Regions from separate parts of the Mus musculus genome. Here region 1 is linked to region 2. A link is a loop called in an ENCODE intact Hi-C map of the cell type or tissue named here. Cell type or tissue: left cerebral cortex. All regions are shown on one strand. Each heading gives the region's core, and the rest is flanking DNA. Links, peaks and the distances in the headings are about the cores only.

Evidence for each region. Hi-C counts contacts between places; a loop is a spot of excess contacts. Peaks named below come from ENCODE experiments on the same cell type or tissue, not always from the same donor. Only the 100,000 strongest peaks of a DNase experiment are listed, where the experiment ranks them.
Region 1: a loop joins it to region 2, with 3 times the contacts of the local background. A loop is called at or near these places in 9 of 42 quality-filtered maps.

What each region holds. Positions count from the first base shown.
Region 1 is chr19:42,314,345-42,317,247 of GRCm38, forward strand. All of the region lies in intron 5 of Crtac1 (cartilage acidic protein 1), which reads right to left. Gm34347 (a long non-coding RNA gene) reads left to right here. Exons shown (of 3, transcript XR_386718.4): 3 at 1-282. Among named protein-coding and RNA genes, the nearest start is that of Mir3085, 36 kb to the left of the region's middle. In left cerebral cortex, for the core only: a CTCF peak has its summit at 1,755 (motif pointing right); DNase peaks (open chromatin) are centred at 1,785 and 2,411; H3K27ac peaks cover 453 bases.
Region 2 is chr19:42,776,872-42,779,716 of GRCm38, forward strand. It overlaps Hps1 (HPS1, biogenesis of lysosomal organelles complex 3 subunit 1), which reads right to left. Exons shown (of 20, transcript NM_019424.3): 2 at 1,683-1,775; 3 at 1,251-1,412. The coding sequence starts at 1,367. It overlaps Gm16244 (a long non-coding RNA gene), which reads left to right and starts at 2,161. Exons shown (of 2, transcript XR_386720.3): 1 at 2,161-2,472; 2 at 2,569-2,845. In left cerebral cortex, for the core only: CTCF peaks have their summits at 104 (motif pointing left) and 1,122 (motif pointing left); DNase peaks (open chromatin) are centred at 122, 1,171 and 2,246; H3K4me3 peaks cover 176 bases; H3K27ac peaks cover 145 bases.

The sequences.
Region 1 (2,903 bases), core at 239-2,738, 460 kb before region 2:
TCCCGACACCCAGAGGTGTGTCTCGTCACCACCGCCTTCTTAGCCGAGAAATAACAAATTGCATATGTTTATCACATGCAACATGGTTTTGGGGAACGCATATGCTATGAAATGGCTAGAATGGGCTAATTAGCATATGCATGATCTCACATATTTATTATTTAAATTTCTCGAACACTTAGAATCTATCTTCTTGGCATGGCGCAAGAATATAATAGATTGTTATTAACTGCGGTCACTGTAGTGTACAATAGAACTCCTGAACGCACTTGTCCAGTGTAATGAAAGTGTTGTTTATTTTGTCAAATACGTCTTCGGTACCCTCCCGTTCCCTCTATTTTCCAGGTGAAGAAACTGAGGCTTACACGGCAGCAATCACAATTGGCAGGTGATAGGGTCTCAGCTCAAACGTTCACGCTGTTCCCACTGCTTGCCTCTCTAACACATCGACTCGGGTCTCCTCTCAACAGGGAGGGGACCGTACTGGCACCTTGTGATAGAGCCACTAGTGTCCTTTCTTTACAGTCTCTTGAGATCACTGGGGGAAATGTGTGTGAAAAGTAAAGTGTGAGTCTATCTAACATCTATGCACTTCAGAACCAGGACAGAACCCTGTGACAATCGTACACTGCACCCGACACTCCCTGGAAATGGCTCCTGTGTATCCTGGACTTTGGGAACCCCTCTGGGGACCCTCCTGGGGTTTCTGGACCTGGCTGAGGTACCTGTCTCTCTAGCCTTGTCTGGTCCTGGCTGCTAGTGCTGGCTGAGCTACAGCTATCTAGATGGCTGACACCCACCTGGAAACCTGAGAGGCTCCTCAGCCCCCACCCGGCAGACACCAGTCATTGCTGCTGATGGGGATCTGCCAGAAGGGCTCAGCTGGGCTTTGGGCCTCTCCGTCTCCTCCAATAATGACTTCCTATAAATCAGATCTGCCCTCCGCTTTGTTCCACACTGCTCCCAGCCAACAGCAGAACTCTCCACCCAACATCATAAATCCACCTCCATTTTCTTTCCAAATTTCCTTAAAGGCTTCTTTAATCACCACCTTGCAGCCTGGGCAGATGCTCCCTCAAAGGGGGTGTGGCCTGAGTGCAGAGGTCCTGGGAAAAGGGTAGGGCCTGGGAGAAGGAGGCCATGTGCAGAGGGAAGAAGGATGACGGTGACAGAAAGCTGCACTCCATTTGGGGAGGGGATAAAGATGCCCGCCTGCATAGTGCCTAGACGGGAAGACACAGACTTCATGCCTCCATGACAGATGGGCTGGCTCTCTCAGCTCCATCCTTGAGCTAGCTCAAGGCCCCAGGAGATGCCCAGCAGAGAAGCCTGGTGCCACTGTGTCAGAGCCATAGGCCCAGGCTATGGACTAGGCATCCCCATGTTATTTCCTTCTCCAAAACACTGTGAAGGTAGAATTTGTGTGGGGAGAGGTCATTGTCTTCTATGGCTGTCCAGGCCGGCGTAAGCCTGCTCCCTTTAGCCACTCTGCTAGTTGGCTGGGTCAAGGTGCCTGGTGAGATACCACAGGACTGCTGCTCTCTCCTATGCCAAACCCTCTGTGGGACGGACACCACTTCTCAGGGTTCCCACACATCTCAGCTCCCAGCCTTTCCTGGCTCCAAGTGGTCTCTGATAGTTGAAGAGACCTTGGAGTGGTTAGGGAGCCACAGCAAGGGACAGCAGGCTCTCTACTGCCACTGTGGGTACTAGCAGCTCAGGTTCAGACACCCTCCAGGGGCTCAGTCCCCTGAGAGCAGGCATTTCAGCCACTAGATGGCACTGTGACCCAGCAGAGTGGTAGTGGATGCCAGAATCAATAGTGTCTGGAGAGATCTCCCTTCCCCCCTCCTGCACAACTAACAACTTGTGTGTGGTTTGCGTGCCATTGCTCTCCAGCCCCCCACCACTGCAGCCTGCTGTCCTGAGCACCCCAGGCCAGACAGCTGCTTTGGCCTGACAACCTGCATACACAGTTCAGGGCCTGTCTGCCAATTCATACCCAGAGGGTAAGGGGCCTTCCCTTTACCAGCTGGGAGCAGCTTGCTCTAGTTGGAGGTCATCAGAAAGGTCAGCTGGTTATGGCTGGTTTAAGCATCAGGACATAAGGCCCCAAGTGCTGGCTTTCTCCAAGTCTCCTAAGTGACCTTGTACAAGTCCTTTCTGCTCTTTGGACCTAGTCTGATCCCTTGGCAAATGGGAGGTCCTCCCACCCAGTCCTGGTGGCTGCCCTCAAAAAAAAAATGGGAGCTCTGTGGCTTGGCTGCAGAAGCCTCAGTTCCCTGAAGCACATCTGGCCACTGCTTGCTTCTCCCTCCCAGCCTGCTTAGGCCTTGCTTGTCCCTCCTGGCTTCCCAGACCCCTTCCTTGCACTATTCTGGCAATGAGCGCTGGCCACCTGCCCAGAGTCTTGGCCATTGGGCTGGGCTCAGCATAGTGGCCCTTACATTTGGGGTTCATTCCTAGGGCTCAAGGGAGCACTCTGGGGTCATTTCCCAGCCAGATGTCCATGTGTCATTAACCGAGTGACAAGTGGGGGTTGCAGGATAATGTTGGGGGGCTGGGGAAGGCAGGCAGACAGAACAGTAACTTGGTAGGCCAAATTGGTTCTTGCCAGCCAAATAGCTTCTGGAAGTCTGCAGAACTGCTCTTATGTGTCCTCTGGGTATGCCAGCTGCCCCGGCCTCCTCCATCCCTCCACAGAAGCTGCTGCCCCCGCCTTGGGTTGCCCTATCCTTCCAGCACGGCCAGCACAGTTGGCTGGGGCTCCCATCGCATCTCTGCTCCTCAGCTGTCTTTGCTTGCGCCCCTCCTATCCCTCCTGGGTTCTGTGCCAGCCCAGCCAGCGTGAACAATGCCCCCTTCATGCTCCAGCCTCCTGAATTCTTCCATTCTGCGTGTAA
Region 2 (2,845 bases), core at 1-2,500:
GTTAAAAACATTTGCTGTTCTCCCAGAGGATCTGGGTTCTAGTCCCAGTAACCACATGACAACTCACAATTTTTGGTAACTTCAATTCTAAGTGATATAATGCCCCCTTCTGGCCTCAGTGGGCATTGCATGCACATGGTATGTAGATACACTGTTAAGACCTGAGGTTAACCTATAAGGCCACCCACCCCAGGACCAGGTAACTTCCTGGAATGCTGGGAGTTGAAGTTCTCTGAAAATAACTACGCTCTAAGGGAAAATATGGTGGCTGTATGGGTTTCTCCTTATAAGCCCCTGCAACATGTGTCTTAGGGCCACTCAGCTGGGAACTCCAGGGGACAGTCCTGACCAAAGCCCATCCCAGTCAGTATTTAATTAAAGCTTGCTTCAAATTCGGCTCAAAATGGTGGGACTGGTTTTTCTCCTGCAAATCTCAGGATTAACAAACCACGAAAGAAAAACATCCATACGCACAAAACAAAACAACAACAAACACCCACAGAGTCCAAACTCACACAAAGATGTGTATGTTCACAGCCAACATATGTCTATGGTAACCAAAACCTAAAACCAAGTCAAACGTCCACCAAGAAGGAAACGAAGAAACAGATTACAGCCTATAGATATGAGAGAACTGGTTGACTGATAGGCGCTAATTGGGACAGATGAAGACATGGCAAAGAGTCACGCTGAGGTAAAAGAGCCAGCCCAAGCCAACCACAACACAAAATGTACCCACACTGCTGTGTATGATTGTTCTAGATAGGTCTACATAACAGACTCACCGGACAGCAATGGCTCACTGACTCTTAGGGAGAAAAGAAGTGAAAGAGGGGTTAAAGCCTTTGGGGGTGGCAGACAGTTCACTGACTATGATGGAATCACAGATATAGATATATCGGACTATATAATTTAAATGTGAACAGATAACAGTTGGTCTAGTTATACTTAATAGAGTTGTTAAAAATTAATCATTATGGGTACGCCAAGCTTTTCAGATGGAGAACCTGACATCAAGTCTCCCTCTTGTGAGGCTAAAATTTACCCCCTTCCCCAATCACTGGCCCAGACAGTGAGATAGGAAATCACAGTACTCAAGACATCAAAAGGCTGCCCCCTGTTGGCCAGGCACAGGCCCTGCGGACTCCTCCTGCCTGCCTGGAAGAGGCACTGGGACCTCCTGGCCTCGGGTGGCTCTGTGGCTCCTCTACCAACCCCACCTCCACCAGGACGGCCTGTTCTGTAATTACCTCCTCTTCCTCATCCTCTGACTGCTGGAGCTTCAGCCGGAGGCTCTCAGCAAACTCCTCATCTGTCCAGTAGAAGAGGACCTCTGCGCCCTCGGTGGCCACCAACACGCACTTCATCTTCCAGGGAAAAGCGAGGGCAAAGGTCACATCCGTGAGTTCAGCCTGGGTAAGGAGATGGGCTTCAAAACAATGGACACTCACGGAACCCTCGTCTGCATGCCTGCCATCACCCAGTCCTTCTGGGGTTCCTGTCTTTGGTTCCCCCAATGAAGTAGTGACATGGGGGGTGGGGGCAGGGCTGGAGAGGGGGAGGGGGAAGAAATGTACAAAGAGGTGCATGTGGCAGTTCAGTTCGCTCCTCTCATTCTGCTCTTCAAGTGGGTGCTGCCCACCTCTCCACCCTCCATCCTCCAGGAGAGGAGCATGGTTTACCTTGGCAAAGCACACAGCAGGGCTTCTGAGGAGCTAGATACTCTGACCAGGTCAGCAGACAACAGCAGCACAGCATCCTTGGGCCTGCAAATGCTTAAGGCAGAAAAGGCATGAAGGCATTCAGAGGGTCTGGTTTCCACTGCCGCCTGTTCCTGAGAGTGGACAACCTGGACACGGGCTGAGAAGTCACAGGTTCCCCCATTTTAAGGACCACAAGCTAGAAGGTGTCCTTTATGTGGAGCAAGCGTTGATGACACATTAGCTCCTACCTCCTCTGCAACTGGACAGTTTATATTTGGGTCACTCATTCACACACAGGTGGGGTCAGCAATCCCACCCTGAGCAGCCCCAGGGAGCGGTGAGCAGGGATGGGTTACTACACAACCCATCGCAAGCTGGCAGGAGGTCCCAGTGAAAAGCTGCATTCGGGTTTGGTTCTGGTTGGGCTTTCCTAAGGTCCCATTCAACTCAGAGATTCAAACTCCTCTTGGGAGGCCAGGGAACAGAGCGCTGTTGCACCTTCCTACCGGGTTACGGGGTTCCTACCAGCCAGGTCGCAACCTCAGCCCAGTAGGCTCATCTTAAGGACAAGAACGGTGGGTAGGTGTTATTCTTATTTCCCGGCTTCAAATAACAAGAGAAATAAGCTGCCTCTGGAATCCTCCCATTTTGATAACAGGCAAGAAGAATCTAAGGCGGAGGAGGAAGGTTTGATCCTGGGGATTTTGAAAGCAATGAAACTCTGAGCCTGGCTGCACCATTCTCGGGCTTGCCTTGATGGTAACTTCCGGTAAGCACCCGCATACTTTTCGGTGGGTATCTGGTTTTACGGTTGCGGCTAACCTCATTTTCTGATCTTTGTTCTCTTTATATTTTGCTCTAAAAGGAGGAAACTTTGAAGAGAAGGGCGATTCTGAGAAAAATCCCCTGCACCCACTTTTACCACCCGGGTCACAGTTCTCTCATTGTCCCTAGCAAACTGTCCCCGTGGCCTCTGTCCCGCCTAACACAGCTCAGTTGGGGGGTGGGTGCGAGGGGTGGGGACTATAGCCTGTGATGCTCCAGCAGGAGCAGCTGGCCTAGGAGGGAGTCTCTCCCTGCGCCGCTTAGCACCGCCTCACTGCGTGGCTCCGCCCAATAGCTGCTTAGCACTCTTTCAACGA